Regions from separate parts of the Homo sapiens genome. Here regions 2 and 3 are each linked to region 1. A link is an interaction called in ENCODE POLR2A ChIA-PET data of the cell type or tissue named here. Cell type or tissue: Panc1. All regions are shown on one strand.

Region 1 (8,000 bases):
AAGTGGACATTGATGCCCCTGATGTCAGTATCGAAGGTCCAGATGCAAAACTCAAGGGTCCAAAGTTCAAGATGCCAGAGATGAACATCAAGGCCCCCAAAATCTCCATGCCTGACATTGACTTTAACTTGAAGGGTCCCAAAGTGAAAGGTGATGTGGATGTCTCTCTGCCCAAAGTGGAAGGTGATCTCAAGGGCCCTGAAATTGACATAAAAGGCCCCAGTTTGGACATTGACACACCTGATGTCAATATTGAAGGTCCGGAAGGAAAATTGAAGGGGCCCAAATTTAAGATGCCTGAGATGAACATCAAAGCTCCCAAAATCTCTATGCCTGACTTTGATTTGCACCTGAAAGGTCCCAAGGTGAAGGGTGATGTGGATGTTTCACTACCTAAGGTGGAAAGTGATCTGAAAGGGCCAGAGGTAGACATTGAAGGTCCTGAAGGGAAGCTCAAAGGTCCCAAGTTTAAGATGCCTGATGTACATTTCAAAAGCCCACAAATCTCCATGAGTGACATTGATTTGAATTTGAAAGGACCTAAGATAAAAGGAGATATGGACATTTCCGTTCCTAAACTGGAGGGAGATCTGAAAGGTCCCAAAGTGGATGTCAAAGGCCCTAAAGTGGGCATTGACACTCCTGATATTGACATTCATGGTCCAGAAGGGAAACTGAAGGGCCCCAAATTTAAAATGCCTGACTTACACCTCAAGGCACCGAAGATCTCTATGCCTGAAGTTGACCTGAATCTGAAAGGTCCAAAGGTGAAGGGCGACATGGACATTTCTCTGCCCAAAGTGGAAGGCGACCTCAAGGGCCCCGAAGTTGACATCAGGGACCCCAAAGTGGACATTGATGTCCCAGATGTGGACGTTCAAGGCCCAGACTGGCACCTAAAAATGCCCAAAGTGAAAATGCCCAAGTTCAGCATGCCTGGCTTCAAAGGAGAGGGCCCAGATGTGGATGTGAACCTGCCCAAGGCTGACATTGATGTCTCAGGACCCAAAGTGGACGTTGATGTTCCTGATGTGAATATCGAAGGTCCAGATGCGAAACTAAAGGGCCCCAAGTTCAAGATGCCTGAGATGAGCATCAAAGCCCCCAAGATCTCCATGCCTGATATTGACTTAAACCTGAAAGGACCCAAAGTGAAGGGCGATGTGGATGTTACCCTTCCTAAAGTGGAAGGTGACCTCAAGGGCCCAGAAGCTGACATCAAGGGCCCAAAAGTGGACATCAACACCCCTGATGTGGATGTTCATGGCCCAGACTGGCACCTGAAGATGCCCAAGGTGAAAATGCCCAAATTCAGCATGCCTGGCTTCAAAGGAGAAGGTCCAGATGTGGATGTGAGCCTGCCCAAGGCCGACATCGATGTCTCGGGACCCAAGGTGGACGTTGATATTCCAGATGTGAATATCGAAGGTCCAGACGCAAAACTGAAGGGCCCCAAGTTCAAGATGCCTGAAATAAATATCAAAGCTCCCAAGATCTCCATACCTGATGTTGACCTGGATTTGAAAGGACCCAAAGTAAAAGGAGATTTTGATGTGTCTGTCCCTAAGGTTGAAGGGACTTTGAAAGGCCCAGAAGTAGATCTTAAAGGTCCACGTCTGGATTTCGAAGGCCCTGATGCCAAACTCAGTGGCCCATCTTTGAAGATGCCATCGCTGGAGATATCTGCTCCTAAAGTAACTGCTCCTGATGTTGATTTGCATCTCAAGGCACCAAAAATTGGATTTTCAGGTCCGAAGTTAGAAGGTGGTGAAGTGGACCTCAAGGGACCCAAAGTTGAAGCTCCAAGCTTAGATGTACACATGGACAGCCCAGATATTAACATCGAAGGGCCAGATGTTAAAATCCCCAAATTTAAGAAACCCAAGTTTGGATTTGGGGCAAAAAGCCCCAAAGCTGACATCAAGTCACCTTCACTGGATGTCACTGTTCCTGAGGCAGAGCTGAACCTTGAGACTCCTGAAATTAGTGTTGGTGGCAAGGGCAAGAAAAGTAAGTTTAAAATGCCTAAAATTCATATGAGTGGTCCTAAGATTAAGGCCAAAAAACAGGGATTTGACCTGAATGTTCCTGGGGGTGAAATTGATGCCAGCCTCAAGGCTCCGGATGTAGATGTCAACATCGCAGGGCCGGATGCTGCACTCAAAGTCGACGTGAAATCGCCCAAAACCAAGAAAACGATGTTTGGAAAAATGTACTTCCCAGATGTAGAGTTTGACATTAAATCACCTAAATTTAAAGCTGAGGCCCCTCTCCCTAGCCCCAAACTGGAGGGTGAACTCCAGGCACCTGATCTGGAACTTTCTTTGCCAGCGATTCACGTCGAAGGTCTTGACATCAAGGCGAAGGCTCCCAAGGTCAAGATGCCAGATGTGGACATCTCAGTGCCAAAAATAGAGGGTGACCTGAAAGGCCCCAAAGTGCAGGCAAACTTGGGTGCACCTGACATCAACATCGAAGGCCTAGATGCTAAAGTCAAAACACCGTCCTTCGGCATTTCTGCCCCTCAAGTCTCCATCCCTGATGTGAATGTAAACTTGAAAGGACCAAAGATAAAGGGTGATGTCCCCAGCGTGGGACTGGAAGGACCAGATGTAGATCTGCAAGGTCCAGAAGCAAAAATTAAGTTCCCCAAGTTTTCCATGCCCAAGATCGGCATCCCAGGTGTGAAAATGGAGGGTGGGGGAGCCGAGGTCCATGCCCAGCTACCCTCTCTTGAAGGAGACTTGAGAGGACCAGATGTTAAGCTCGAAGGGCCCGATGTTTCTCTAAAGGGGCCAGGAGTAGACTTGCCTTCAGTGAACCTCTCTATGCCAAAAGTCTCTGGGCCTGACCTTGATCTGAACTTGAAAGGACCAAGTTTGAAGGGAGACCTGGATGCATCTGTTCCCAGCATGAAGGTGCATGCTCCAGGGCTCAACCTCAGTGGTGTCGGTGGCAAAATGCAGGTGGGAGGAGACGGTGTGAAAGTGCCAGGGATCGATGCCACAACAAAGCTTAACGTTGGGGCACCAGATGTGACACTGAGGGGACCAAGCCTGCAGGGAGATCTGGCTGTCTCTGGTGACATCAAATGCCCTAAAGTATCCGTAGGAGCTCCTGATCTAAGCTTGGAGGCATCCGAAGGCAGCATTAAACTTCCCAAAATGAAGCTGCCCCAATTTGGCATCTCTACTCCGGGGTCCGACTTGCACGTCAATGCCAAGGGGCCACAGGTTTCTGGCGAACTGAAGGGGCCAGGTGTGGATGTGAACCTGAAAGGGCCTCGGATTTCAGCACCGAATGTGGACTTTAACTTGGAAGGACCAAAAGTGAAAGGGAGCCTTGGGGCCACTGGTGAGATCAAAGGCCCCACTGTCGGAGGAGGTCTTCCAGGCATTGGTGTTCAAGGCCTAGAAGGAAACCTCCAGATGCCTGGAATTAAGTCCTCTGGATGTGATGTGAACCTGCCAGGCGTGAATGTGAAACTCCCAACTGGGCAGATTTCTGGGCCTGAAATCAAAGGTGGTCTGAAAGGTTCAGAAGTAGGTTTCCATGGGGCTGCTCCTGATATCAGTGTGAAGGGGCCTGCCTTTAATATGGCATCTCCTGAGTCAGATTTTGGCATCAACTTGAAGGGCCCAAAAATCAAAGGAGGTGCGGATGTTTCAGGGGGTGTCAGTGCCCCAGACATCAGCCTTGGTGAAGGGCATTTGAGTGTTAAAGGTTCCGGGGGTGAGTGGAAGGGACCCCAAGTCTCCTCTGCTCTCAACTTGGACACATCTAAGTTTGCTGGGGGCCTTCATTTCTCAGGACCAAAGGTGGAAGGAGGTGTGAAAGGAGGTCAGATTGGACTCCAGGCTCCTGGGCTGAGTGTGTCTGGGCCTCAAGGTCACTTGGAAAGTGGATCTGGAAAAGTAACATTCCCTAAAATGAAGATCCCCAAATTTACCTTCTCTGGCCGTGAGCTGGTTGGCAGAGAAATGGGGGTGGATGTTCACTTCCCTAAAGCAGAGGCCAGCATCCAAGCTGGTGCTGGAGACGGCGAGTGGGAAGAGTCTGAAGTCAAACTGAAAAAGTCCAAGATCAAAATGCCCAAGTTTAATTTTTCCAAACCTAAAGGGAAAGGTGGTGTCACTGGCTCACCAGAAGCATCAATTTCTGGGTCCAAAGGTGACCTGAAAAGTTCAAAGGCCAGCCTGGGCTCTCTGGAAGGAGAGGCAGAGGCCGAAGCCTCTTCACCGAAAGGCAAATTCTCCTTATTTAAAAGTAAGAAGCCACGGCACCGCTCAAATTCATTCAGTGATGAAAGAGAGTTCTCTGGACCTTCCACCCCGACGGGGACGCTGGAGTTTGAAGGTGGGGAAGTGTCTCTGGAAGGTGGGAAAGTTAAAGGGAAACACGGGAAGCTGAAATTCGGTACCTTTGGTGGATTGGGGTCAAAGAGCAAAGGTCATTATGAGGTGACTGGGAGCGATGATGAGACAGGCAAGTTACAGGGGAGTGGGGTGTCCCTGGCCTCTAAGAAGTCCCGACTGTCCTCCTCTTCTAGCAATGACAGTGGGAATAAGGTTGGCATCCAGCTTCCCGAGGTGGAGCTGTCAGTTTCCACAAAGAAAGAGTAGCAGGCCTTTGTATGTGTGTACATATATATATATATAACAAAACATCAGCCTTGGGTGGTGTGTTCCTATATAAACTCCAAAGGGAAACACACCGACTGCCTCAGCAATCATGCAAAGACCTTGCCTGGCCCGGTGGCAAGCGCTGAAAAACCGACCGCCTGTAGGCTCCTGGAACTATACAGATAGGTAAAGAGTTCCAAGTTCGTCCAGCCCATGTGCAAAGTCAACAGTATTTGCCTTAAGATTTCATATATATATATTTTTTTGCATTGACTGCTGAGAGCTCCTGTTTACTAAGCAAGCTTTTGTGTTTATTATCCTCATTTTTACTGAACATTGTTAGTTTTGGGGTAATGGAAACCCACTTTTTCATTGTAATGACTTTGGGGGCTTTTGTTAGTAAGGGTGGGTGGGGTGATGGGTTGCAGACGGAGGTCAGGTCTTCCTCTTTCCTGAGACTGGATCTGTTCAAACAGCAAACGCCCACAGATGGCCCAGAGGTGGTGGTAGTCAGGGTGTGTGGGTGTTTTTAGGGTTCTTTAGTGTTGTTTCTTTCACCCAGGGGTGGTGGTCCCAGCCAGTTTGGTGCTGACGGTGAGAGGAAATTAGAATCTGTTTGCAAATTGTCCAACCCACCCCCTCAACATGAGGGGCTTCCATTTTCTGTGTTTTGTAAGGGAACTGTTTCCTTCATGCCGCCATGTTCCTGATATTAGTTCTGATTTCTTTTTAACAAATGTTATCATGATTAAGAAAATTTCCAGCACTTTAATGGCCAATTAACTGAGAATGTAAGAAAATTGATGCTGTACAAGGCAAATAAAGCTGTTTATTAACCTTGATGTCTTGTGCCTTTGCATTCTGTGTTGCGGGGGCGTGAAACCTGGGGAAGCTGCACAGCCAGCTGTGAGTGTTCAGACCGGATCCATCTGGTGGCATTGCTAGTTTCATCAGTGACTTTAAGACAGTGACCTTCGGGAGGTAGTGGGAGAAAATCTTTGCTTCTTGATTCTCATGGTGAGGCTGGTTGTGCCATTGCTGAGAAATCAAGAAGAGGCTTGGCCTCGGGACCCACTCACCTACTTTGCATCCTCACATATGAATATACAATTCAGAATTGGTTCTAAATGGGTTACAGATGTGAACAGTTAAAAGGCCTCCTGGAATTACCGAAAGGGCTCTGCTTGTGAATCACCGCTCTGCCATTTATTCCTGACATGGCTGCAGGTTTGCTGAGTAACCGCTGTTGCCCAGGCTGGAGTGCAGTGGCACAATCTTGGCTCACTGCAACCTCCTCCTCCTGGGTTCAAGCGATTTTCCTGCCTCAGCCTCCCGAGTAGCTGGGATTACAGGCCCTTGCCTCTACGCCTGGCTAATTTTTATATTTAGTAGAGACGAAGTTTCACCATGTTGGCCAGGCTGGTCTCAAACTCCTGACCTCCAGTGATCCACCCGCCTTGGCCTCCCAAAGTACTGGGATTACAGGCATGAGCCACTGCGCCCGGCCAGGGTGCTGATCTTGTGTAAGTTATCTCTGTGGTTCTTTCTAGTCCATTTTAGGGCTAAACATTATGGAAAAGTCTTCTGACCAAAGTCCCCTTTTGATTTCCAGCTCTGTTGACAGTATGTGGGGGTGGGGGAGGAGTGGTTCTAGTCACTGGCTCCTAATGTTGGTCATTGCTGGGCAGAGGGTGATGCTTTCTTATACTTGGACCAAGCTTGTCCCCCTCGCCATTCCTTAGAGATGCCCCATTTCTGCCAGTGGAGGCAGCTCTGCACCTCTCTGGATCCCCCCAGAACAGAGATAAAATAGCTCCCACCCCATCCTTCCCTGTTTAGTACCAGCTTGTCAGTGGGATCTCATGCCTTCCCTAGCTTCATCTGTCCTCACCGTGGCCAGCAGAGCCAGTGTTCTGGGGGTTTTGGAGCTCAAGGGTGGCCCATGGATTTGGAAAGAGATAGGTTGGGAGGGAGGCCCTTGATACCCGGCTGCGTTTTAGATGACCGACCTACAGCTTCTTTCGTGAGTTGGACAGGATGCTTAACCTGCTTGAGGCTCAGTTTCATCACCCTTAAAATTGGGATAGCAGCATTCATAGGGCCAGAGTTCGTCCAGGTATTGGGGTTATGCATTGCATGATGGCACCACACTGAAGTGTGCAGCATCCATGTGACAGCCAGATACATACTTATGGAGAGCACAAGAGTTGGCATGAAATCCTAGAGAGACAGGCATGAGCCCATCTTCTACAGAAACCCCCTGCTGCACTGGGCTACACGCACACTCCAGCCGTGAGCATGCTCAGGTTCAATGATGCACACAACTGCACACATCACCGTCTGTCCTAACTGGGCCTGGGGCTGTCCCCGGGGTGCTGCTTTCACTCAACCAACCACAGCTCAAAACCCATCTCCTGTTCCTTCCTCAACTCTGAAGCCAAGAGTGTGGGGCAGGTCAGAGTGTGCATGCCGCTTGAGATAAGTAGCCCTGGTGTCTGGAGGGTGGGGTAAGTGGGTGACGGTGGGGTGAGTGTGCGACAGTGGGGTGCACTTGTGTACACAGCTAGGGAGGAATGCCCATTAGGATGCTGGAAAGTCCTCTGAGGAGAACTACCCAGGCTGTCCAATAATATATCAATTAAATTTTTTTTTAACTTTAGGAAGAAGTGATGAAGGCTAGTGGTGGCCCCCAGTGTCCATTCAATAAATGTTTTCTGAGTCCCACGTGGCTAGATGTGTCCCAGTCCCACTGATCTCAGATTCCTCTTCTGAGGATCTCCACAGAGTGAATGATGTGATGGGTGTGAAAAACTGGAATGCCTTGAGCCCTGGCAATAAACCCGTGGAAATCATGCATGTACCAGGGATGGCGAGGCCAGTGATCTCATTGGGTGGGACAGTCAGTGGGTGGTGGGTAGGATGGAGAAGGGACAAGGCAACTAGCTGTACAAACTTGAGAGTCTTCTAGCCACCTTCTTCTCAATGTCAGGTCTGGGCTGGAGGCAGTGGCCACAGAACATGAACGCTGCTTCCCGCAGTGATGGTTACCACAGCAGCGACGGCATGGGAGGAGACACGGGCTTATGTGGTGTGTGGAGGGCGCACCCCAGCTCCCTCGCCCTGCCCATGCACCTTACCCCTGCCCTCCCTCAGTTCCTGATGGGGTGGTCCAAGTTATCCCCTAAAGTCTTTTTTTTTTTTTATTTTTGAGACAGAGTCTCGCTCTTGTTGCCCAGGCTGGAGTGCAATGGTGTGAATTTGGCTCACTGCAAACTCCGCCTCCCGGGTTCAAGAGATTCTTCTGCCTCAGCCTCCTGAGTAGCTGGGATTAAAGGCGCCTGCCACCATACCTGGCTAATTTTTGTATTTTTAGTAGAG
Region 2 (8,000 bases), 140 kb before region 1:
ACTCCAAAATGAACACCCTTAGATTATGCAATCTCTAAGGTCAAGAAATACATTCTAGTCTCACAGCTGGAAGAATTCATCTGGTTCAAAAGCTTCCTTTCACAGATCTGAGGCCCTGAGAAGGGAAGTGTTGGGTCCAAGTTTGAGGCAGAGCTAGGGGTAGAAATTGCCTCAGATTTACCATCCTAGAATGATGCTTGGTAATAGGTGGTAGAAACACTGTAAATGATTGAACTTCTAAAATGTAAGAACAGACGGGGCACTGTGGCTTATGCCTATAATTCTAGCACTTTGGGAGGCTGAGGTGGGAGGATTGCTTGAGGCCAGGATTTCAAGACCAGACTGGGGAACATCTCGAATTTAAAAAATTTAAGTAAATAAAATTTAAGAACAAACACAAAATCATGCATGAGGGCTGGGCGCAGTGGCTCAGGCCTGTAATCCCAGCACTTTGGGAGGCCCAGGCAGGTGGATTATCTGAGGTCAGGAGTTCAGGACCAGCCTAGCCAACATGGTGAAACCCCGTCTCTACTAAAAAATATAAAAATTAGCCAGGTGTGGTGGCGGGCGCTAGGAATCCCATCTACTCAGGAGGCTGAGACAGGAGAATCGCCTGAACCTAGGAGGTGGAGGTGGCAGTGAGCCGAGATTATGGTGTTGCACTCCGGCCTGGGTGACAGAGCGAGACTCTGTCTCAAAAACAACAACAACAACAACAAAACCTGCTATATCCTCATCACCTATAACAGTGTCTGCCTGGCATGTAGTAGGTTCTGTTTTTTTGTTTGTTTTGTTTAAGACGGAGTCTTGCTCTGTTGCCCAGGCTGGAGGGCAGTGGTGCAGTCTCAGCTCACTGTAACCTCCACCTCCCGGGTTCAGGCGATTCTCCTGCCTCAGCCTCCTGAGTAGCTGGGATCACAGGTGTTCACCACCACGCTGGCTAATTTTTTTTTTTTTTTTTGAGACTGAGTCTCGCTCTGTTGCCCAGGCTGGAGTGCAGTGGTGCAATCTTGGCTCATCACAACCTCCACCTCCCGGTTTCAAGGGATTCTCCTGCCTCAGCCTCCAGAGTAGCTGGGACTATAGGTGGGCGCCACAATGCCCAGCTAATTTTTTGTATTTTTAGTAGAGACAGAGTTTCACTATGTTGGCCAGCTTGTCTCGAACTCCTGACCTTGTGATCCCCCTGCCTCGCCCTCCCAAAGTTCTAGGATTATAGGCATGATCCATCACGCCCAGCCCGAGGATATAGCTTTTAACAAAATAGGCCAAGTCTCTATTGTCAAGCAGCTTATTTTCTGTTTCATTCAATAAACATAATAAAAATAGCTAATGCTTATCTAGTGCTTACCATTGCTGGCACCAAGTGCTATACAATGACCATACTACCTCATTTCAATTTTCGTAACAACCCTTTGAGGTATTTGTACTATTAATATTACCTCCTCATTTCCAGAAGAAGGAACAGTTATGGAGTGGTTAAGTAAAGTATACAACTAGTAGGTAGAAGAGCTGGAACCTGATCTAGGTACACTGGCTTGAGTGAGGGCTCTTGATGAGGTGTACTGGCTCCCTTTACAGTTAGCAAGCTCTATCTCTGGCAGGTGTGGGGCTGTGAGTTAGACGAAGGTCCCTATGCTGGGAAGCTGTGGGAGAGAGAGAAGCTTAAATAATGAAGACGGATGGAAGGATGTTATTCATACTTGCTACTGGGAGGACATCTTCAGGCTAGCTAGCCCAATTTGTTTTGGGCTCCCTCTCCCTCCTTCTCTTTCTTAGTTTTTCTTTTTCTTTTATGAGTTTTCTCTTCTTTCCATCTCTTTTCTGCTTTCTCTCTTCCCTTTTCTCTCTCTCTCGTAAAAGTATTTTTGTAGGAGGGGTGCAGTGGCTAACACCTGTAATCCCAGCACTTTGGGAGGCTGAGGCGGGCGGATCACCTGAGGTCAGGAGTTTGAGACCAGCCTGGCCAACATGTCTCCAATTAGCTGGGCGTGGTGGCACATGCTTGTAGTCCCAGCTACTTGGGAGGCTGAGGCAGGAGAATTGCTTGAACCTGGGAGGTGGAGGTTGCAGAGACGAGACTGCACTCCAGCCTGGGCGACAGAATGAGATTTTAAAAAAAGCCTGGGTGCGGTGGCTCTTGCCTGTAATCCCAGCATTTTGGGAGGCTGAGGTGGATGGATCACTTGAGGTCAGGAGTTTGAGACCAGATTGGCGGACAGGGGAAAACGTTGTCTCTATAAAAATAAAAAAATTAGCCAGATTTGGTAGTGGATGCCTATAGTCCCAGCTACTCGGGAGGCTGAGGCAGGAGAATCTCCTGAACCTGGAAAGTGGAGGTTGCAGTGAGCTCAGATCTCACCACTGCACTCCAGCCTGGGTGAGGGAGTGAGACTCTGTCTCAAAAGGAAAACGAAACAAAACAAAACAAAAACAAAGAGAGACTGGCCGGGTGTGCGTGGCTTACTCCTGTAATCCCAGTGCTTTGGGAAGCTGAGGTGGGTGAATCACTTGAGGACAGGAGTTTGAGATCAGACTGGGCAACATAGCGAGACACTCGCCCCACCCACATGCAAATCCCTAACTCTGAAAATATTTAAAAAGTAGCCAAGTGTGATGGCGCACGCCTGTAATCTCAGCTACCTAGAACGCTGAGGTGGGAGGATGTCTTGAGCCCAGGAGGTCGGGGCTGCCGAGAGGGGTGATCCTATCACTGCACGGTCACAAAATAAACAACAATAACAACAACAACACCAACAAAAAAACCTTCCTATGCTTCATTTTTTTAAAGTCCTGAGTTGAGGCCGGGCGCGGTGGCTCACGCCTGTAATCCCAGCACTTTGGGAGGCCGAGGCGGGTGGATCATGAGGTCAGGAGATCGAGACCATCCTGGCTAACAAGGTGAAACCCCGTCTCTACTAAAAATACAAAAAATTAGCCGGGCGCGGTGGCGGGCGCCTGTAGTCCCAGCTACTCGGGAGGCTGAGGCAGGAGAATGGCGTGAACCCGGGAAGCGGAGCTTGCAGTGAGCCGAGATTGCGCCACTGCAGTCCGCAGTCCGGCCTGGGCGACAGAGCGAGACTCCGTCTCAAAAAAAAAAAAAAAAAAAAAAAGTCCTGAGTTGAACATTTTGTATTTTTGGCGTTAGGAAAAATGATTAAAATACCCCTGTGAGTGTTTTAGTTTCTCTCTCTCTCTCTCTCTCTCTCTCTCTCTCTCTCTCTCTCTCTCTCTCTCTCTCTCTCTCTCTCTCTCTCTCTCTGTGTGTGTGTGTCTATCGGGACTCTTGCTCTGTCGCCCAGGCTGGAGTGCAGTGGCGCGATCTCGGCTCACTGCAATCTCTGCCTCCCGGGATCAAGCGATTCTCCTGCCTCAGCCTCCCGAGTAATCGGGATTACAGGCATAAGCCACCACGCCTGGCTAATTTTTGTATTTGCAGTAGAGACGGCAGGCTAGTCTTGAACTCCTGACCTCAGGTGATCCGCCCTCTCGGGCTCTCAAAGTGCTGGGTTTACAGGCGTGAGCCACCGCGCCCGGCCTAGTCTGTATGTCAATAGGCTTTTGAATAAAGTGGTTGCATATAGGGCGAATCGGCTTCCTGCTATCATCGTCCCGGGATTATGCTCTGGGACTCCGACAGGGTGCGGAACTAATGTAAGAGGGTCGAGGACATCGCCGGATTAATTTTCCTGCGAGGCCTGGTAGCTGGTTCCTTTCGCGTTTCCTGTCAGCGCGCATGCGCCGCCTGCGCTCCGCCGCTCGCGCCTCGGGCTCGGCTCGGGCTCCGGGATGTCCGCGCTGTGCGACCCTCCCGGGGCCCCAGGGCCACCTGGGCCTGCCCCGGCCACCCACGGTCCCGCGCCTCTCAGGTAGTTAGAGCCCTTGGCACCTTCCCCCCATCGCGCGGCCCCGCGCCGATCCCTAGCCTTCTCGGTAGAAACCCGGATCCTACCTCGAGAACTCACGTCAGGGTTCTCAGATTCTTGGTCAGGTCCTCCCAGAACTCAGGGACTGCTTCACCAAAACTCAGGGCTCCAGTGCCCGCCCTCCCGACCTCGGGCCTGCCTCTCGCTAGACTCCAATGCCTAACTACCCTCGACCCCGGGCTTCCTCTCCCAAGAGTCGGGGGTATCTGAACTCTTGGGAACCCAGCTGCCCTGGCCATTTTTGACCCTAGGAAACCCAGTGTCCTGACTTCATAGAGACTCCCTGAGAACCCAGGCCCAGAAACAGAATGCAGTCCGGCTGAGATATTCCCTTATATTAGGGTGTTTTTTGGAGGAAACAGAGGAATGGCACTGTTAGAGCCTTATCAGCACCTAGAGGATGCTGTCTTCTTTGACAGAAAAGGCGATAAGAGAAAGGGGATTTGCCACCTCCCATAACATTGGCTTCTGAACCTCTGAGACTGAACCCATATATGTTTTAGGAGGGAAAGGGTTGAAAAGCATTATTACTCTGTGCCCTGGGACACCCTGATGTCCAAGCACATTGAGGGTGCTGAGTAGGTGGTGGTGGTTGATGTGGTGGTAGGTGACTAAGATTTTGCAGAATATGGGAAGAAACAGATGTTAGGAGGGAGAGCCCTTAATAAGGTGCTTACAATTTTTTTTTTTTCCCATTAAGAGATTTCAAGGTGCTTGTGTTGTGGGATGGGGCGGGGCGGGGGTGGTGGTAGAAGGTGATAAAGTGGAAAGGTGTGTTTTTTTTTGTTTTTGTTTTTTGAGATGGTCGCCCTGACTCCCAGGCTGGAGTGCAGTGGCGTGATCTCGGCTTACTGCAACCTCCGCCTCCTGGGTTCAAGCGATTCTCATGCCTCAGCCTCCTGAGTAGCTGGGATTACACCATGCCTGGCTATTTTTTTTTTTTTTTTGTATTTTTAATAGAGATGAGGTTTCACCCTGTTGGCCAGGCTGGTTTCGATCTTCTGACCTCAAGTGATCCACCCTCCTTGGCCTCCCAGAGTGCTAGGATTACAGACGTGAGGCACCTCAGCCAGCCTGGAAATGTTTTTAAAGCAGATATTATAGAAACACAAATATAGTCAACTCAACAGATATTTATTGACTACCTTCCATATACTGTGTACTTCAATAGAAGTGGATACAGTGTTGAAGAGCACAGAAATGGTTCCTACACTCATGGCGCATATAGTCTGATTGCTTAACCTTGATTTCGTTCTTTTTTTTGACGGCGCACACAGTCTGGGGTGCAGTGGTGTGATTTTGGCTCACTGCAGCCCTGCTTCCAGGGCTCAAGTGATCCTTCTGCCTCAACCTCCCCAGTAGGTGGGACCGCAGGCACATGCGACCATGCCTGGCTAATTATTATTATTATTATTTTTGTAGAGATGGGGTTTCACTATGTTCCTCAGACTGGTCTTGAACTCTTGCGCTCAAGCGATCCACCAGCCTTGGCCTCCCAAAGTGCTGGGATTATAGGCGTGAGCCACTGAAGCCAGCCTTGATTTGTCTGTAAAATGGGATCATAATAGTACCTAACTTATTGAACTGTTGTCAGGATTGAAATAATACACGCAAAGTACTTAAAAGAGTACCTGATATATTCTAAGAGTTATCTGTTGCTGATATTATTACTGTTGTCATTGAAAGAAACATAGCTTTTGGCCGGGCACGTGGCTCACGCCTGTAATCCCAGCACTTTGGGAGGACGAGGCGGGAGGATCACAAGGTCAGGAGATCGAGACCATCCTGGCTAACACGGTGAAACCCCGTCTCTACTAAAAATAAAAAAAAAAATATTAGCCGGGCGTGGTGGCGGGCGCCTGTAGTCCCAGCTACTCAGGAGGCTGAGGCAGGAGAATGGCGTGAACCTGGGAGGTGGAGCTTGCAGTGAGTGGAGATGGCACCACTGCACTCCAGCCTGGGCGGCAGAGCGAGACTCCCTCTCGGGGCGGGGGGAGAAAGAAACATAGCTTTTATTGAGTGATTAGTGTGAATCTGGTATGGAACCTAAGTGCTTTTTTTTCCCTCAGGCCATCCTTCTGCAGAACTTAAGTGCTTTATAAACATTCTCAACCAGGCATGGTGCCTCACACCTGTAATGCCAGCACTTTGGGAGGCTAAGGTGGGCAAACTGCTTGAGGCCATGAAACCAGCCTGTGGAACATAGCCAGACCTCATTTCTATAAAAAGGTTAAAAAGTTAGCTGGGTGTCGTGGCATGTGCTTGAAGTTGCAGCTACTCAGGAGGCTGAGATGGGAGGATGCTTTGAGTCTGGGAGTTCGAGACTGCAGTGAGCTGTGATCTTGGCACTGCACTCCAGCCTGGGTGACAGAGAGAGACCCTGTCTTGAAAAACAAAAACAGGGCGGGAGCAGTGGCTCATGCCTGTACTCCTAGCACTTTGGGAGGCTGAAGTGGGCGGATTACTTGAGGTCAGGAGTTTGAGACCAGCCTGGGCAACATGGTAAAATCTGTCTCTACTAAAAATACAAAAATTAGCCGGGTATGGTGGCACACACCTGTAGTCCCAGCTACTCTGGAGGCTGAGGCAGGAGAATTGCTTGAACTCAGTAGGCGGAGGTTGCAGTGAGCCAAGGTGGCGCCACTGCACTCCAGCCTGGGCGACAAAGCAAGACTCTATCTCAAAAAACAAAACAAAGGCCGGGCGCGGTGGCTCACGCCTGTAATCCCAACACTTTTGGAGGCCGAGGAGGACGGATCATGAGGTCAGGAGATCAAGACCATCCTGGCTAACACGGTGAAACCCCATCTGTACTAAAAATACAAAAAATTAGCTAGGCATGGTGGCGGGTGCCTGTAGTCCCAGCTACTAGGGAGGCTGAGGCAGGAGAATGGCGTGAACCCAGGAGGCGGAGCTTGCAGTGAGCTGAGATCATGCCACTGCACTCCAGCCTGGACAACAGAGCGAGACTCCATCTCAAAAAAAAAAATTCTCTTATGAGGGAAGTATTTTTATTATCCCTATTTAACATAAAAGGCAAAGCTCATACAGGAAAGGTAAGTTGCCTAACATCTCACAACACTCTTAAGTCTGTTTCTTTTGCTTCCTTGTAGTGCTCAGGAGCTGTCCCAGGAAATCAAGGCTTTTCTGACTGGCGTAGACCCCATTCTGGGCCACCAACTCTCAGCCCGGGAACATGCTCGCTGTGGTCTTCTCCTGCTCCGTTCTTTGCCACCTGCTCGGGCTGCTGTGCTTGACCACTTGAGAGGTGTCTTTGATGAGAGTGTCCGGGCCCACCTGGCTGCCCTGGATGAAACCCCTGTGGCTGGTCCACCTCACCTCCGTCCACCTCCACCCTCTCATGTCCCTGCTGGTGGACCTGGTCTAGAGGATGTGGTTCAGGAAGTGCAGCAGGTGCTGTCTGAGTTTATCCGGGCCAACCCAAAGGCCTGGGCACCTGTGATTAGTGCATGGTCCATTGACCTCATGGGGCAACTGAGCAGCACGTACTCAGGCCAGCACCAGCGTGTTCCCCACGCTACTGGCGCTCTTAATGAACTGCTACAGCTGTGGATGGGTTGTAGGGCCACGCGTACATTAATGGACATCTATGTGCAGTGCCTCTCGGCTCTCATTGGTAGCTGCCCAGATGCGTGTGTGGATGCCTTGCTGGATACCTCTGTTCAGCATTCTCCACACTTTGACTGGGTTGTGGCACATATTGGCTCCTCTTTTCCTGGCACCATCATTTCCCGGGTTCTCTCCTGTGGCCTTAAGGACTTTTGTGTCCATGGTGGGGCTGGAGGTGGAGCTGGCAGTAGTGGTGGAAGCTCTTCTCAGACCCCCTCTACAGACCCCTTCCCTGGATCTCCTGCCATTCCTGCGGAGAAACGGGTGCCCAAGATTGCCTCAGTTGTAGGCATCCTAGGTCACCTGGCCTCCCGCCACGGAGATAGCATCCGACGGGAGCTCCTGCGAATGTTCCATGATAGCCTGGCAGGGGGATCTGGAGGCCGCAGTGGGGACCCCTCCCTTCAGGCCACGGTTCCGTTCCTACTGCAGCTGGCAGTCATG
Region 3 (8,000 bases), 180 kb before region 1:
TCTGCCTCCAGATTCAAGCCATTCTCCTGCCTTGCCTCAGCCTCCCAAGTAACTGGGATTACAGGTGCCTGCCACCACACCTGGCTAATTTTTTTTTGTATTTTTAGTAGAGATGGGGTTTCACTATGTTGGCCAGGCTGATCTCGAACTCCTGACCTCGTGATCCACCCCCTTGGCCTCCCAAAGTGCTGGGATTACAAGCATGAGCCACTGCGCCCGGCCTAGTTCTCTTTTCTTAACAGTGGTTGTAGGACCTATCAACAGATGCAGAGAAGGGCGTTATAATCAATGGTTTAAAGTCATTTTTTCCCTTAAGTCCCTGGTCCAGAGCTATAGTTTCTAAAGCAGAGCTTCTTAAACTTTTAGGAAATGGATCTTATGGCCCTTCCTGCCATAAAAACATATATACGGCCGGGCGCGGTGGCTCACACCTGTAATCCCAGCACTTTGGGAGGCCGAGGCAGGCGGATCACAAGGTCAGGAGATTGAGACTATCCTGGCTAACACCGTGAAACCCTGTCTCTACTAAAAATAAAAAAATTAGCCGGGCGTGGTGGCAGGCGCCTGTTGTCCCAGCTACTTGAGAGGCTGAGGCAGGAGAAATGGCGTGAACCTGGGAAGCGGAGCTTGCAGTGAGCCGAGATCGTGCCACTGCACTCCAGCCTGGGCGACAGAGCAAGACTCCGTCTCAAAAAAAAAAAAAAAAAAAAAACGTATATGCATGCCCAGGCATATGCTGCACCCACACCCCCACATGCAAATTTGCCTACAATTGGAGGGGTTCATGAGCTTCTTAATAACCATCTGTAGATCCTTTTGGAGGCGTTTTCTCAAACTAGGACCCAGACCAGAGCTACCAAATCAGAATCTCTTGGGGTGGGACCCTGGAATTTCCTTTTTTTTTTTTTTGAGATGGAGTTTCACCCTTGTTGCCCAGGCTGGAGTGCAGTGGCGTGATCTTGGCTCACCACAACCTCTGCCTCCCAGGTTCAGGCGATTCTTCTGCCTCAGCGTCCCGAGTAGGTGGGATTACAGGCATGCGCCACCACGCCCCGCTAATTTTGTATTTTTAGTAGAGATGGGGTGTCTCCATGTTGGTCAGGCTGGTCTTAAACTCCTGACCTCAGGTGATCCGCCCTCCTCGGCCTCCAAAAGTGCTGGGATTACAGGCGTGAGCCGCTGCTGCTTGGCCCTGGAATTTACATTTTTATCAAGCTCCTTAAGTCTTTAGAAACACTGAAGTATGCAACTATTTAAGTATCTCTAGATTCCCATCTAAGAACATCTGTTGTAATGAGAGGACATACATTGAAGTCATAGGAAGAGAATGAAATAATCCTGGTATCTTGAATCTCCTGGCCACATTTGTTCTCCATCTTTGTAACAGAGAGAAGGGTGCCTGTTCTGAGAGAAGGGAGGAGGGCAGGAGGGAGCCCTAGGGGGCAAAGAAGGTGTATGGATGGACTAGTAAGACTAACTTAGCAGAGTATCCTCCTCCAATCTCATTTAGGACCGACTGTGATTCCTCCACCACCTCACTCTGCTCCTTCCCTGTTGCCAATGTCTCGCTGACTAAGGGTGGACGTGATCGGGTGAGTATGGGAACTAGAGAGAGGTTTCATTAGAGCTTTGATGACTCAAAATAGGAAGACTTGAGAAAGGCCTAGAGAGAAGGAATTGAGTAATAAGAGACTGGCCGGGCACGGTGGCTCACGCCTGTAATCCCAGTACTTTGGGAGGCTGAGGTGGGCAGATCACCTGAGGTTGGGAGTTCGAGACCAGCCTGACCAACGCGGAGAAACCCCGTCTCTACTAAAAATACAAAATTAGCTGGGCGTGGTGGTGCATGCCTGTAATCCCAGCTACTTGGGAGGCTGAGGCAGGAGAATCACTTGAATCCGGGAGGAGGAGGTTTCGGTGAGCCGAGATCACGCCATTGCACTCCAGCCTGGGCAACAAGAATGAAGCTCTGTCTTAAAAAAAAAAAGGAGACTAAGAGGAAGGCTTTGAAGGAAAAGAAATTAAAATTAATTGTGTGTATTGATGGATCTTTCTGCAGCAGGTGTTAGAAATGTTCTTTCTCAACATAGTCCCTGACTTACGGTAATTCAACTTAAGAATTTTTCAACTTACTGTGGTGCAAAAGCGACATACATTCCTTAGACACTGTACTTCAGGTACCTATACAACCATTCTGTTTTTCACTCTCTTTCTTTTTTTTTTTTTTTTTCCAGACAGTCTCACTCTGTCGCCAGGCTGGATTGCAGTGGCGCGATCTCAGCTCACTGCAACCTCCACCTCCTGGGTTCAAGCGATTCTCCTGCCTCAGCCTCCCGAGTAGCTGGCACTACAGGAGCGCGCCACCACACCCAGCTAATTTTTTTGTATTTTTAGTAGGGATGGGATTTCACCATGTTGGCCAGGATGGTCTGGATCTCTTGACCTTGTGATCTGCCCGCCTCCCAAAGTGCTGGGATTATAGGCGTCAGCCACCACGCCCAGCCTGTTTTTCACGTTCAGTACAGCATTCAATAAATCACATGGGATATTCACTACTTTATTATAAGTATAGGCTTTGTGTTAGATGATTGTAATCAACTATAGGTAGGCTAACATAAGTGTTCTGAGCATGTTTAAGGTAGGCTAGGCTAAGTAAGCTATGATGTTCTTTAGGTTAGGTGTACTAAATGCGTTTTCAGCTTGTGATAGTTTCAACTTAGATGGGTTTATCGGAATGTAACCCCATCATAAACTGAGGACCATCTGTATCAGGTGAAGTATGATCTATTTATCTGCTAGGTAAAGTGAGCAATATCTGCTAGGTGAAGTAAGCAATGTTTTAGACCTAAATGAACAAATGAGCTATTACATTGGAATAAGATGGGCATCTACCCAAGAGTTTTGAAAGCATTTATATAACATTATGAAACTGTTGTCAAATATATGCATCGTGTCATTACAAAGGGTACTGTGCCAGAGGACTGGCCAGATGCCAGTGTGATGTCAACAAACCTGGGAACCCTGAGAAATGCATATGGGGACTGGGCCCTCTATAGTAGGCAAGCTAGAGGAGGCTCTCATAAAGGATACGTTCTTTTTTTTTTTTTGAGACAGAGTCTTGCTCTGTCGCCAAGACTGGAGTGCAGTGGCGCGATCTCACTTCACTGCAACCTCCAACTCCTGGGATCAAGCGATTCTCCCACCTCAGCCTCCTGAGTACCTGGGATTACAGGTGCCCACCACCACACCCGGCTAACTTTTGTATTTTTAGCAGAGACAGGGTTTCACCATGTTGGTCATGCTGGTCTAAAACTCCTGACCTCAGGTGATCCACCCACCTCGGCCTCCAAAAGTGCTGGGATTACATGCGTGAGCAACCACACCCAGCCTGAAGTTTTATTTATTTATTTATTTATTTGAGACGGAGTTTCTTTCCTGTCGCCCAGGCTACAGTGCAATGGCACGATCTTGGCTCGCTGCAACCTCTGCCCCCTGGGTTCAATCGATTCTCCTGCCTCAGCCTCCCAAGTAGCTGGGGTTACAGGCGTATGCCACCATACCTAGCTGATTTTTGTATTTTTAATAGAGACGGGGTTTGATCATGTTGGCCAGGCTGGTCTTAAACTCATGATCTCAGGTGATCTGCCCACCTCAGCCTCTTGAAGTGCTGGGATTACAGACATGAGCCACCATGTCCAGCCTGAAGTTATTTTTCAAAAGTGGTACTTTGGAGGAAACTGATGTAATGATAGAATGTCACACTTTTGAAGGGAGGAGTATAACCTATAGAGTCTGGGGTTCTATTTTATTTTATTTTTCAAGACAAGGTTTTGCCCTGCCACCTAGCCTGGAGTGCAGTGATACGATCACGGCTCGCTGCAGCCTTGACCTCCCAGGTTCAAGTGATCTCCCAAGTAGCTGGGACTACAGGTGTGTGCCACCATGCCCAGCTTTTTTTTTTTTTTTTTTTTTTTTAATTTTTAGTAGAGACAAGATCTTACTATGTTGCCTAGGCTTGTCTCAAACTACTAGGCTCAAGTGGTCCTCCCGACTCAGCCTCCCACAGTGTTAGGATTATAACCGGGTGTGGTGGCTCACGCCTGTAATCTCAGCACTTTGGGAGGCTGAGGAGGCAGGTGGGTCACCTGAGGTCAGGAGTTCGTGACCAGCCTGGCCAACACAGTCGAACCCCGTCTCTACTAAAAATACAAAAATTAGCCAGGTGTGGTGGCACAAACCTATAGTCCCAGCTACTTTGGAGGCTGAGGCACAAGAATTGCTTGAACCCGGGAGGTGGAGGTTGCAATGAGCCGAGACTGCTCCATTGCACTCCAGCCTGAGTGACAGAGCGAGACTCAGTCTCAAAAAAAAAAAAAAAAAAAAACCAGATAGGATTTTGCTATGTTGCCCAGGCTGGTCTCAAACTCCTGGGCTCAGGCAGTCCTCCCACCTGGTCCTTCCAAACTGCTGGGATTACAGGTATGAGCCACCATGCCTGGCCTAGAATCTTCTATAAAGACATTTATTCAGTTTGCTTCTATGGTTAAAAAATAATAAATGACTTGACTGGGCACAGTGGCTCACGCCTGTAATCCCAGCAATTTGGGAGGCCGAGGCAGGCGGATCACATGGTCAGGAGTTTGAGATCATCCTGACCAACATGGTGAAACCCCGTCTCTACTAAAAATACAAAAATTAGCCAGGTGTGGTGGCGCAGGCCTGTAGTCCCAGCTACTTGGGAGGCTGAGGCAGGAGAAAGGTGTGAACCTGGGAGGCGGAGCTTGCAGTGAGCCGAGATCGCGCCACTGCACTCCAGCCTGGGCTACAGAGCAAGACTCCATCTCAGAAAAAATTAGGGGCCAAGCGTGGTGGCTCACGCCTGTAATCCCAATACTTTGGGAGGCCGAGGCGGGCGGATCATGAGGTCAAGAGATCGAGACCATCCTGGCCAACTGGTGAAACCCCGTCTCTACTAAAAATACAAAAATTAGCTGGGCGTGGTGGTGTGCACCTGTAATCCCAGCTACTCTGGAGGCTGAGGCAGGAGAATCACTTGAACCCAGGAGGCGGAGGTTGCAGTGAGCTGAGATCGTGCCACTGCACTCCAGCCTGGCGACAGAGCAAGACTCCATCTCAAAATAAATAAATAAATAATAATAATAAATGACTTTATTGAGAAGAAATGAGAAAGCCACAGAACCTGGGATGGTGCATACAGTTTTGTGGCCCATTGCAGAGATCATAATGGGAAGGCAGAGAGCCAAGGGAGGGAGCCTCAAACGATCAGGTGTGAGGCTGTCACATGAGGGAGGGAGGAATAAAAGGAAGATGAGAGCAAATTCAGCCCATGTCCCTGATAATTAGAAGAGGTTGAACATTTTGTTTGTTGACAATGAACATTTTTAAATGAATTAATGAATGAAATAATCTGTCCACTATGTGTAACGGCTTGCTATAAGTAGATGTGGTCGCTGCTCTCAATGAGCTCACAGCGTTGATGGAAAACTATACATTGCATATGTTTGCATACATTTAAGTAGTAAACTGTAAAATGCGGATTCTGGCCAGGCATAGTGGCTCATGCCTGTAATCCCAGCACTTTGGGAGGCCGAGGCGGGTGGATCACCTGAGGTCAGGGTTCAAGACCAGCCTGACCAATATGGTGAAACCCTGTCTCTACTCAAAATGCAAAAATTAGCCAGGCGTGGTGGTGTGTGCCTGTAGTCCCAGCTACTTGGGAGGCTGAGACAGGAGAATCGCTTGAACCCAGGAGGCAGAGGTCACAGTGAGCCGACATCATGCCACTGTACTCCAGCCTGGGCGACAGAGTAAGACTCCATCTCAAAAAGAAGAGGCCGGGCACGGTGGCTCACGCCTGTAATCCCAGCACTTTGGGAGGCCGAGGCGGGTGGATCACGGGGTCAGGAGATGGAGACCATCCTGGCTAAAACGGTGAAACCCTGTCTCTACTAAAAATACAAAAAATTAGGTGGGCGTGGTGGCGGGCGCCTGTAGTCCTAGCTACTCGGGAGACTGAGGCAGGAGAATGGCGTGAACCCGGGAGGCAGAGCTTACAGTGAGCCGAGATTGCGCCACTGCACTCCAGCCTGGGCGACAGAGCGAGACTCCGTCTCAAAAAAAAAAAAAAAAGGATGTGGATTCTGCATTCCAGAAGCATTCGTGAAGAATTAGATCAGTGTTGTCTGGGATAGTCTAAGACCATGGAGATGGTGATGTTCAAAGCGGATCCTTTTTTTTTTTTTTTTGATACAGAGTCTCTCTCTGTTGCCCAGGCTGGAGTGCACTGGTGTGATCTTGCTTCACTGCAACCTCTGCCTCCTGGCTTCAAGTGATTCTCTTGCCTCAGCCTCCTGAGTAGCTGAGATTACAGGCGCATGCCACCATGTCCAGCTAATTTTTGTATTTTTTTTTTTTTAGTAGAGACGGGGTTTCACCACGTTGACCAGGCTGGTCTGGAACTCCTGTCCTGGTGATCTACCTGCCTTGGCCTCCCAAAGTGCTGGGATTACAGGCATGAGCCACTGTGCCGGGCCCAAAGCGGATCTTTTAAGGAAGGGTGAATATTACATGGGAATGTTAGAGAAGGGGGAGAATCTGCCCATCAAGCAGGCAATTGTGGACAAAGGCATGGAATTTTTTTTTTTTTTTTTTTTTGAGACGGAGTTGCCCAGGCTGGAGTGCAGTGACATGATCTCGGCTCACTGCAAGCTCCGCCTCCCGGGTTCACGCCATTCTCCTGCCTCAGCCTCCCAAGTAGCTGGGACTACAGGCGCCCACCACCATGCCCGGCTAATTTTTTTGTATTTTCAGTAGAGACAGGGTTTCACCGTGTTAGCCAGGATGGTCTCGATCTCCTGACCTCGTCTTCTGCCCGCCTTGGCCTCCCAAAGTGCTGGGATTACAGGCATGAGCCACCGCGCCCGGCCGGCATGGATTTATTCACAAGGTTTTAGTATTAAATTCTGTGGATCCCTTTGGAGGAGATTAATTTTTTTTTTTTTGAATTGGGGTCTCATTCTGTCACCCCGGTTGGAGTGCAGTGGCCCAATCATAGCTCATTGTAGCCTCAAACTCCTGGGCTCAAGGGATCCTCCTGCCTCAGTCTCCTCAGCAGCTGGGACTGCAGGCATGCACCACCACACCTGGCTAAGAGAACTACCTATTTTAATGTTTCAAAGAATTTGGGCCAAGGGCAGTGGCTCACACCTATAATCCCAGCACTTTGGGAGGCCAAGGCAGGATTGCTTGAGTCCAGCAGTTCAAGACCAGCTTGGGCAGCATAATGAGACCCCGTCTCTACAAAAAAATAAAAAATTAGCTGGGTGTGGTGGCACATGCCTGTAGTTCCAGCTACTCAGGAGGCTGAGACAGGAAGATCAACTGAGCCCAGGAGGTTGAGGCTGCCAGTGAGCTGTGATCACACCACTGCACTCCAGCCTTTGTGACAAGAGCGAGATCCTGTCTCAAAAAAGAAAAGAATTAATAGACTGGGGGAGTGGTTGAGGGGAAGAATTCATAGGCTGAGCAACAAAGCAAGACCCCTGTCTCTCCAAAAAAAAAAAAAAATTTTTAGTTGCATGTGGTTGCATGTGCCTATAGTCCGTATGGTCCCAGGTACTTAGGAGGCAGAGGCAGGAGGATAGATTGAGCCCAGAAGTTCCAGGCACAGTGAGCCATGATCATGCCACTGCCTTCCAGCCTGTGACAGAGCAAGACCTTGTCTTCACACACACACACACACACACACACACACACACACAAAAAGTTTATGAAGCAACTGGCTTAATCATCTGGTCTCTACAGGGGGGTAGGAATCTCATGGAATCCATTTTCTTCAACAGATAGTTTTTTGTTTGTTTGTTTGTTTTGAGACAGAATCTTGCTCTGTCACCCAGGCTGGAGTACAGTGGCACGATCTCAGCTCACTGCAACCTCCGCCTCTCGGGTTCAAGCAGCTCTCTGCCTCAGCCTCCGAGTAG

Evidence for each region. ChIA-PET counts read pairs that join two places held together with the same protein. Peaks named below come from ENCODE experiments on the same cell type or tissue, not always from the same donor. Only the 100,000 strongest peaks of a DNase experiment are listed, where the experiment ranks them.
Region 2: POLR2A ChIA-PET joins it to region 1 with 13 read pairs; 5 of 35 experiments call an interaction of 5 or more read pairs at or near these places.
Region 3: POLR2A ChIA-PET joins it to region 1 with 18 read pairs; 2 of 35 experiments call an interaction of 5 or more read pairs at or near these places.

The regions. Positions count from the first base shown.
Region 1 is chr11:62,513,366-62,521,365 of GRCh38, reverse strand. It overlaps AHNAK (AHNAK nucleoprotein), which reads left to right. Exons shown (of 5, transcript NM_001620.3): 5 at 1-5,464. The coding sequence ends at 4,622. Among named protein-coding and RNA genes, the nearest start is that of AHNAK, 29 kb to the left of the region's middle. In Panc1, no CTCF peak of the experiment used is centred here; no DNase peak of the experiment used is centred here; H3K27ac peaks cover 5,165 bases.
Region 2 is chr11:62,649,039-62,657,038 of GRCh38, reverse strand. It overlaps INTS5 (integrator complex subunit 5), which reads left to right and starts at 3,737. Exons shown (of 2, transcript NM_030628.2): 1 at 3,737-3,869; 2 at 7,040-8,000. The coding sequence starts at 3,790. RefSeq lists silencers at 3,415-3,504, 3,795-3,994 and an enhancer at 3,567-4,326. In Panc1, no CTCF peak of the experiment used is centred here; a DNase peak (open chromatin) is centred at 3,648; H3K4me3 peaks cover 2,030 bases; H3K27ac peaks cover 2,311 bases.
Region 3 is chr11:62,696,060-62,704,059 of GRCh38, reverse strand. BSCL2 (BSCL2 lipid droplet biogenesis associated, seipin) reads left to right here. Exons shown (of 11, transcript NM_001122955.4): 3 at 1,511-1,592. HNRNPUL2-BSCL2 (HNRNPUL2-BSCL2 readthrough (NMD candidate)) reads left to right here. Exons shown (of 24, transcript NR_037946.1): 16 at 1,511-1,592. Among named protein-coding and RNA genes, the nearest start is that of BSCL2, 7.4 kb to the left of the region's middle. RefSeq lists an enhancer at 5,236-5,828. In Panc1, no CTCF peak of the experiment used is centred here; no DNase peak of the experiment used is centred here.